Linked DNA regions of Homo sapiens: region 1 is linked to region 2. Evidence: chromatin contacts called from ENCODE Hi-C or POLR2A ChIA-PET data. All regions are on one chromosome and are shown on one strand. Each heading gives the region's core, a stretch centred on a gene start or an enhancer-like site at or near the end of the contact. The rest is flanking DNA. Distances are from core to core; before and after follow the strand shown.

Evidence for each region. Hi-C counts contacts between places; a loop is a spot of excess contacts on that map. ChIA-PET counts read pairs that join two places held with the same protein, here RNA polymerase II (POLR2A). Pooled maps may share reads with other maps.
Region 1: a map of dorsolateral prefrontal cortex shows a loop between it and region 2 (2.4-fold over the local background). The contact joins two enhancer-like sites. A Hi-C loop is called at or near these places in 2 of 168 maps with a recorded cell type or tissue (PC-9 and dorsolateral prefrontal cortex) and 1 of 50 pooled maps. POLR2A ChIA-PET finds 5 or more read pairs at or near these places in 3 of 52 experiments (GM12878, H1 and activated T-cell).

Annotation. Positions count from the first base shown.
Region 1 is chr7:84,186,394-84,189,849 of GRCh38, reverse strand. The region is part of intron 1 of SEMA3A (semaphorin 3A); the gene reads left to right. Among named protein-coding and RNA genes, the nearest start is that of SEMA3A, 6.7 kb to the left of the region's middle. Within about 2 kb of position 1,834, at least 5 of the 41 ENCODE cell types and tissues checked have a DNase peak (open chromatin) inside an H3K27ac peak, as active enhancers do; they include PC-9, where a contact is called at or near this core.
Region 2 is chr7:84,040,484-84,044,157 of GRCh38, reverse strand. The region is part of intron 6 of SEMA3A (semaphorin 3A); the gene reads left to right. Among named protein-coding and RNA genes, the nearest start is that of SEMA3A, 150 kb to the left of the region's middle. Within about 2 kb of position 1,942, at least 6 of the 41 ENCODE cell types and tissues checked have a DNase peak (open chromatin) inside an H3K27ac peak, as active enhancers do; they include PC-9, where a contact is called at or near this core.

The DNA of each region.
Region 1 (3,456 bases), core at 585-3,084, 150 kb before region 2:
AAATCATGTATTATAATTTGGGGTCAATTATACTTAAATTCTATAGTAAAGATTTAATGTATTTCATGGATCTTTCAGGAATACGTTTAATTAGAGTTAATTAATATGATTGCATATGTTCCTAGTAATAAAAATTAATGTTAAATTGTTGTTATGGAGGCTATTATGCTTAATGTGAATAAATAATTGTATAGGGCATTAAATTTTCTATCATGTTTTCAGGTTTGCATTTTAAGAAACTTGCATTTTAAAGTTATCATGAATTTTAAGTTGCCTGTAAGAAATTGTGTATTTTAAATTATCCCAATTTTTCTCATTTTAACTCCAGTGACACACCTTTGTATCATAGCTCCAAAAGTCAAAATACCACACCTTCACAACTTTTGAAGAATTTCAAAATCTAAAGTCAGGATTATTTTGAATAATGTTTAATCTGATTTTTACAAAATCTTCCAAAATGACTAATAGTGATATAAATTTTGAATTGATCATTATCCAACAACTTCTATTTACAAAGTCATGATATTACAGAGTTACATATTAATCAACTAAGACATTGCTCTTGTCAAACCTTTATGAAAAAGTAATATGTGATAAATAATTCATTGCTACAAAGTTATAGAGGTAAAATCTCCAAAACTCATGACAGTATTGAAATAAGTTTTGCACTTGTAGTGAAGGTTTATTTTAAAAAGACCAGCAGTTGTAAACATACATTAGAACAAGTGTGATTCTTGGGATGACTTTTACCCCTCATGATTTCTAATGCACTATATAAAGGAATTACCATGATTTGCAGTTCTATGCTTCCACTAATAGGTGGCACTAGCAATTTGTGACAGCTCTTTCATTAATTTGGAAATGGGCAGGCTACTAGGGTAAATATGCACAGAATAAGGTGTGCAGACCAAGTTTGGAAAAATTGGCATAATAGTCATGAAATTTAACATTCACAAAACAGAAGAATTACTTAAAATGAAATTTGCTAAAGATATTGATGTGCTCTTTGCATGCATTTATTGGTACATTTTGATCCTGAAAAACTAAATATTTCTAAGTAAAAAGCAAATACATACATTTAAACTTAAATAAGGCTTGATATGTGAAATTAATCTGTAAAATGTAAAACAAAATAGTGAATGAAACAATGGTACTAAACAATTAGAATGATGGAAGCAGAGATTCATGTGCCTGTATATATTAAGTATCACATATTATATGATGTGTGCTTACCAAGAATGAAGTAGCCTGCCTGTGGCACATTATTACAGCCATTTATAGTTGGAGAGTAGGTAGTTGAAAAAGTAAAATAATGTTAAGAAAATGGCATTTGGTATATTTTTAAAAGACTGACTCCTTTTAATCTGTAGGTTCTTTAACACTGTTATCTTAATTAAGCATATAGAAGAATCAATAAATTCTATCTGACACAAATAAGTATGAATGTCTCCAGCTACTATCTCCCACTATTGCCAAGACATAAACATCAGTATAAATAGGCAATCCACACACTATTTCCAAACAGTAACAAAGCTGGAGTCTGTCAAACCCAGGATAAGGAAATATACAATTTATACTTGAATTGGGGAATGAAGATAAGCAAAAATAAAATCCTGTTGATAAATATGAAGAATAGTTTGGTCTTGGGAGTTTTTACAAGCTTAGGGTAAAATTTAAAGGAACCACACATTTTAAGGAATCTTGTCATCTCCTGAATGAGTCATTAAACCTGCATTTCCAGGTTTCCCTTGCTTGGAGAAATGTGGCGTGGGAAACTATGTTGACCAAAACTTAGAGTAACTTAAAGCGTTGCAGCAATCATAAACATGTCTTTAGATAAAATATAACATGACCCACTGGAGTCTTCATCAGCAAGCCAAATGAAGTTTCATTCTATTGAATATGTCAATTGACTCATTTAGTCTGTGAAACTGCTTATGTGAATCATCTTGTGCCAGATTCTGAGTTTCTAAAGGCTGGGTATGTAGTATTTTTCATCTTTATATTCTCAATGGCTAGCACAGAATTATTCATTGTTGAATGATTTTGTGCTTTATTTGGCACACCTTTTAAAAATTAACAAATAATATGCCTGTTAATAAAACAAAATTATTTTTGGAAATAATAAGAATGAAAATTTACAATAAATCAATTCATTATAAATGAATTGTGCATTATAATATATAGTAGAGAAAGTGAGTTTAGTGTTAGGTGCTAGGGCAGGAAGATATCAGTCAAGGCATTTAAGAGTGCACAAAGGATTGTGAGAGTAATACTATCTCCATAAACAGTATCTCCTTCTGAACCACACCTATTCCAGAACTGAATCAGAAAATATCCAGGTCATATTTGTTAGTCTGCAGCTAAGAGATAGGAAACATACAATAAATATGTTGGAAGGCTCTAGGAATCAGGAACCAGGCTGAGGAATTATTGCATTCCTTTGGACAAAAACCCAGATTTTCCTTGTCCTCTTATCAGGTCACAGTATATACAGCCAGAAAAGAAAGTGAGGTTTCTACTCTAAAACCAAGTAGTAGCTAAAGATAAGTGAAAGTATCCCATTCTCAGTCTTATTGTATCTGAATGTTTGTGAAGATCAAATCAGTTCTACCAAATGAAGTTGTAAGTGTAATCCTTGAGTAATTTCAATTGGTTCTTTTTCATTGTCCATACTTTTAGGAGAATCCAGACTTGGCTCTCTGACAGCTTGCTGAGATTTAGCAGTTCAGAGCCTTTCTTGCTTCCCCTCCTACACTTGTCAAGAGCAACACTTGCTCATTGCTCCCTAAGCTACATCTCCAAGTCATCCTTTTTCTTCCCTTGCCCTTGAGTTCCACAGCCTCAGAGTATGATCCACTTCCATCCTCAGACTTACTCAAGAGAGTAGATGTGATAGGAAATACCATGGGAATATTTGCTAAAGTGTGAACATGAAAAATATATGTTGAATTCTTTGTTTAAGATACTGATTGAGAGGGTGGGAGAGGATAGTAGGCTAATTTCCTTAGGCCACTTATATATAGATCTATAGATTGGTATTTAGAATAAAATGAACTTACAATGTTCGTTGGAAAATTCTTTTTTTTTTTTTAAATATGTAGTTATTGTGACATGGTAGAAATATTGCCAGGAAAGGACAATGGGACAACTACTAGCAGCATTGTTATTATGTACAAATCATAGTTATTAAGTGGTATTGAAAAATGATTGTGTAATCCAAGTGTAATCCAAACTCTTAGAAATGTATTTGGGCATAGCTAAAACAAAGTTGTTTACACCTGAGGTCAAATCAAGCTGTCAAAGTGCTTATGAATCTTCATAATATGGGTCAGAAATTTTGTTTTCTTTTAACCTTCAACTTTGAATTTCAAGAGAATAAATGCTGTTCCGTTGTTATTATCCCTTAAGAACTAGCTTAAATGAAAGTACGTTTTCATAAGTTCTGCAAACTTT
Region 2 (3,674 bases), core at 693-3,192:
TGGTTTGTTCTCAAACTGAAATATTTGTGTGGGAGGGAAAATGTTTGTTTTTCTATTTAGAAAGAAGACTTTGATCTACTAAGTACCCTAAAGGGCATAAAGGCTTTCTCTGTCCATGAGAAACAAAATCTCATTAGAAGATGGAATAACATAAAGGAGAGTATAGTATCCATTTCATTTTTATGGCCTTGGAGAAAAAAACCCATCAAGTTAAAGCTGCTTTTATGCTGCACACTCACATGTTGACAGCTGAGTCTGAAGAATTTACACTGTGGGAAAACACAGGCATTGTCCACAGCTCTGTACTTCATCTCTGAAAATGTGTAGTTCATTTGAGAATTCAGTTATCAGTCTCTCAGCACTAAACGTGAGAACTGATTTTTCCAAATTAGCACAAAGGTTACATCTGACAGGGTGCAAAAAACAGAACTGCTGCAAGATGGAAGATACAGATATGTTTGGGATAGAACCAAGGGACTCTGAATCACAAGCCTTGTGAAATTAAATACCATTACAGAATAAAATTGAAAACAATGTTTACACATTCATGCATAAAATAAATGAGTTTTGAGGCATCAGCATAGACTATACAATCATACGTGTTCCAGAATTAACACATTGCTTTGCAAAGTAGTTTTTAAAGGTCTTCAGGAATATTAAAATTAATTTCAGCATAGGACTTTATTTTTCTCAAATCAGTTCAACTCTTTTGGAAGAATCAGTTCACCTATTTTAGATGACTTTTAATTTTTGTTCCTGGTAAGGAAAAGCAAACAACCAAACAGTTCTCTAAAATTGTAACTTGAAATATCTTGATTTTTTAAAATGGAGTTTCACTACTTTCATAATTAGAAAATTTATATGATAATGCCAATAAATGTTTAAATTCAGTTTTAGCAGGAAAATTTAGGAATGAATAACACTTTCAGATTAAGAAACTTCAGACAATGGAGTCTGTTGTGTATTTTACATTTTAACATGTAATAACGTTCTTAAAACATCTTCATTAGTTACGATAAACCCTAATTTAGGGTTTCTAAATGTTATAACAATGTTTTATTTCAGAAAATATACTGCTAGGGGTTTGGCATGATGTACCAGTATTTTTTTCTTGTACTACATAAATTCTCTCAGTATTATATGATTTCAAATTTCAATTCCAATTTCAGCTTAATGTGGAAATAAAGTAAAATTGTTCTGTGTATATTTATAGTAAGGAAACAAATAAGTTTATGCTGCTGTTATCATAATGATATCTTAACATTTAGTATGAAAATACTACTACCTAGTTATTGTCCATATTAACCATTCATTAGAGCAGTTTATTTTTCTAGCTCACATTTATTTTTCTTATTTGATGGAGACTGTTTTCCAATATTGTTTATGTCTTGGAGTAATAGTGGGATGATACATGATTTGGAAGAAAGACTATCTTTAGAATGAGGCAGGGTTTCACTTTACTTTGGCCCTTACATTAATAAAATGAACAGAGGTACTACCTATCTCCTATAGTTGTTGTGGAAAAACGACCACATATTAATGTATAAAAAACACTGAGCAAGTTCTTGGTATGTAGTAAGCACTTAATAAATGCTAATTATCTGAGTATCCTTTATCCCACTTCTGTTGGGTGGAGCACGCTTAGGAAGCTTGGCCTGACTCACTCTGTGAGTGATTATATTTGAGTCAGGGTGAAAGGGCAGCCAGAGTCGGGTTTAATATATGAAACCACATGGATCCCAAGGCCTGGGGAACACAAACAGACCTAATTACAATGCCTGGAGTGTGACGCCTTCCCACTCATTTCAGGAAGACCTGTTTTCTTTTAGTGGAATTTCCTAAAAGGATCGTGCCTGTAGATAGACTAACTCACTTGCTCTTTTTCTGTAATTGAAATGGTATGCAAGTCATCACTTCACTTCCTCTCACTTGTAATATTCATACCCTGATGGCCTGCCCTTATTGGAATCAGCGTAGCTTCCTCTGTGGTCATGTACTAGGATATTTCGTACTCTCTTAAGATTCAAATTTCTCCACAACATGCGCTTTTAGAAAACTAGACCCAGTGATGAAACATATGACTGCAAATAAACTATGAATACGCAAGTTAACATTACACGTTACCAGATACCCAATCTCAAATCACTTGTACACTTGTACAGCTCTTTTAATACACTATTTCGATCTTACTATCTTTGGAGACATAAAAAACGTCAGAGTATCCAATTGCATTTTCTTTAATAACTAAAACAGATCATCTAGTTTTGCATAAAGTCAGACTTAACGATGATGTCATTTTTGATTATTTCTTTGGCTTAAGCAAGTTATAGTATTTTGCTGACCTTTGGGGAAAAAGCCCTCTATAAGCCTGTTTTATGGTTATTTGAGCAGATGAGTGTTAGAGAAGCTGAGTGATCATTCAGTTAAAACAACAGCAACAACAAAGGTCCTCTTAGTTTTTATAGTCAATGAAAGAAGAAAACAAGAATGCAGTATTTTAAAACGTTTGAATTATGTATTCTATGAGTAAGTAGTGTATGCATTAGCTAGCAATTCTGGAGTATCAATGTATAAAGTCACAGAAATAAAATGAGAATACTTAAGGTATTTTCTTGAAATTATGCTGAAAATTCAAATATGCAAACTTTAGAATAATAGTTATGTCTATACCTAAACACAACTTAGTAGTTTTGTTTCCTCAAGAATCTATTACTCAGAAACATTTTCGTCCCAACAAATAATGCACAGCCATTATAAATGTATCTTTTTAAACAATAAATATACACCATGAAATTATTCTACTCTCTAAATAATAATACATTTAATCAAATCACTAAATACATCTTTTTTTCATAAAGAACTAAAAGTTACCAAAATATACCATCACTTGATATCCTTTATCAAGGACATACTTTCTCTGTCACTTTTTGTCTAAGGAACATAAAGACTTTTAGCAAGTTTTTTGAAATTACTAATAAGGAAATATGAATAAAGCTTTGGAATAAAAATTAACTCATTAATGGCAATATATTTGAAAACTGGTTTTATTTTTTCCGGGCTTCTAAGAAAAGTGACCTGAATAAAATTGTTCACATTTTCCATTTGAATTTTTTTAATGTTGGGCTAAAACATACAACTCTCAGATGTGGCATATAGGCAGAAAATTTTGAATTTCTTACTTTGAAATTAACAGTTGATGAGAGTAGGAATCTAAGATTTAGAAGTATTATTATATTTTCTCAAGGTAATCCTGCTTTTTAAATGAAAGTTGATCAAAAAATGAGACAATATATTGGACAATTCTTTATATCAAAGGCAGCTTCCTTTTTCCTCTTGTTTTTTACATTTTTTTCTCTCTTGTCTCACCATCAGTTTAATGAATACACAGCCTGTCTATACCAATTTCCTCTTCTAGAGTCACTACATTCAAAGCTTGGTGGGTCTCAATAGGGATTTACTGCTGACTGGGTAATCTGGGTTCCTGTGTGCAGTGACATCAAGCAAGAGATTTACCAAGAGAAGTGGATGCCATGACAATGCATGTAACCATGGTGTGACCGGCCTCCCTGACATGGCTCTCAAAAGCTTTCCCTCTGTGAAAACAGAAGCCTGTTTGCAAATTAATTAGTTTCTGGCGGCAGCTTGATTGTTGACCCAGAGTTTGTAGAGTGGAA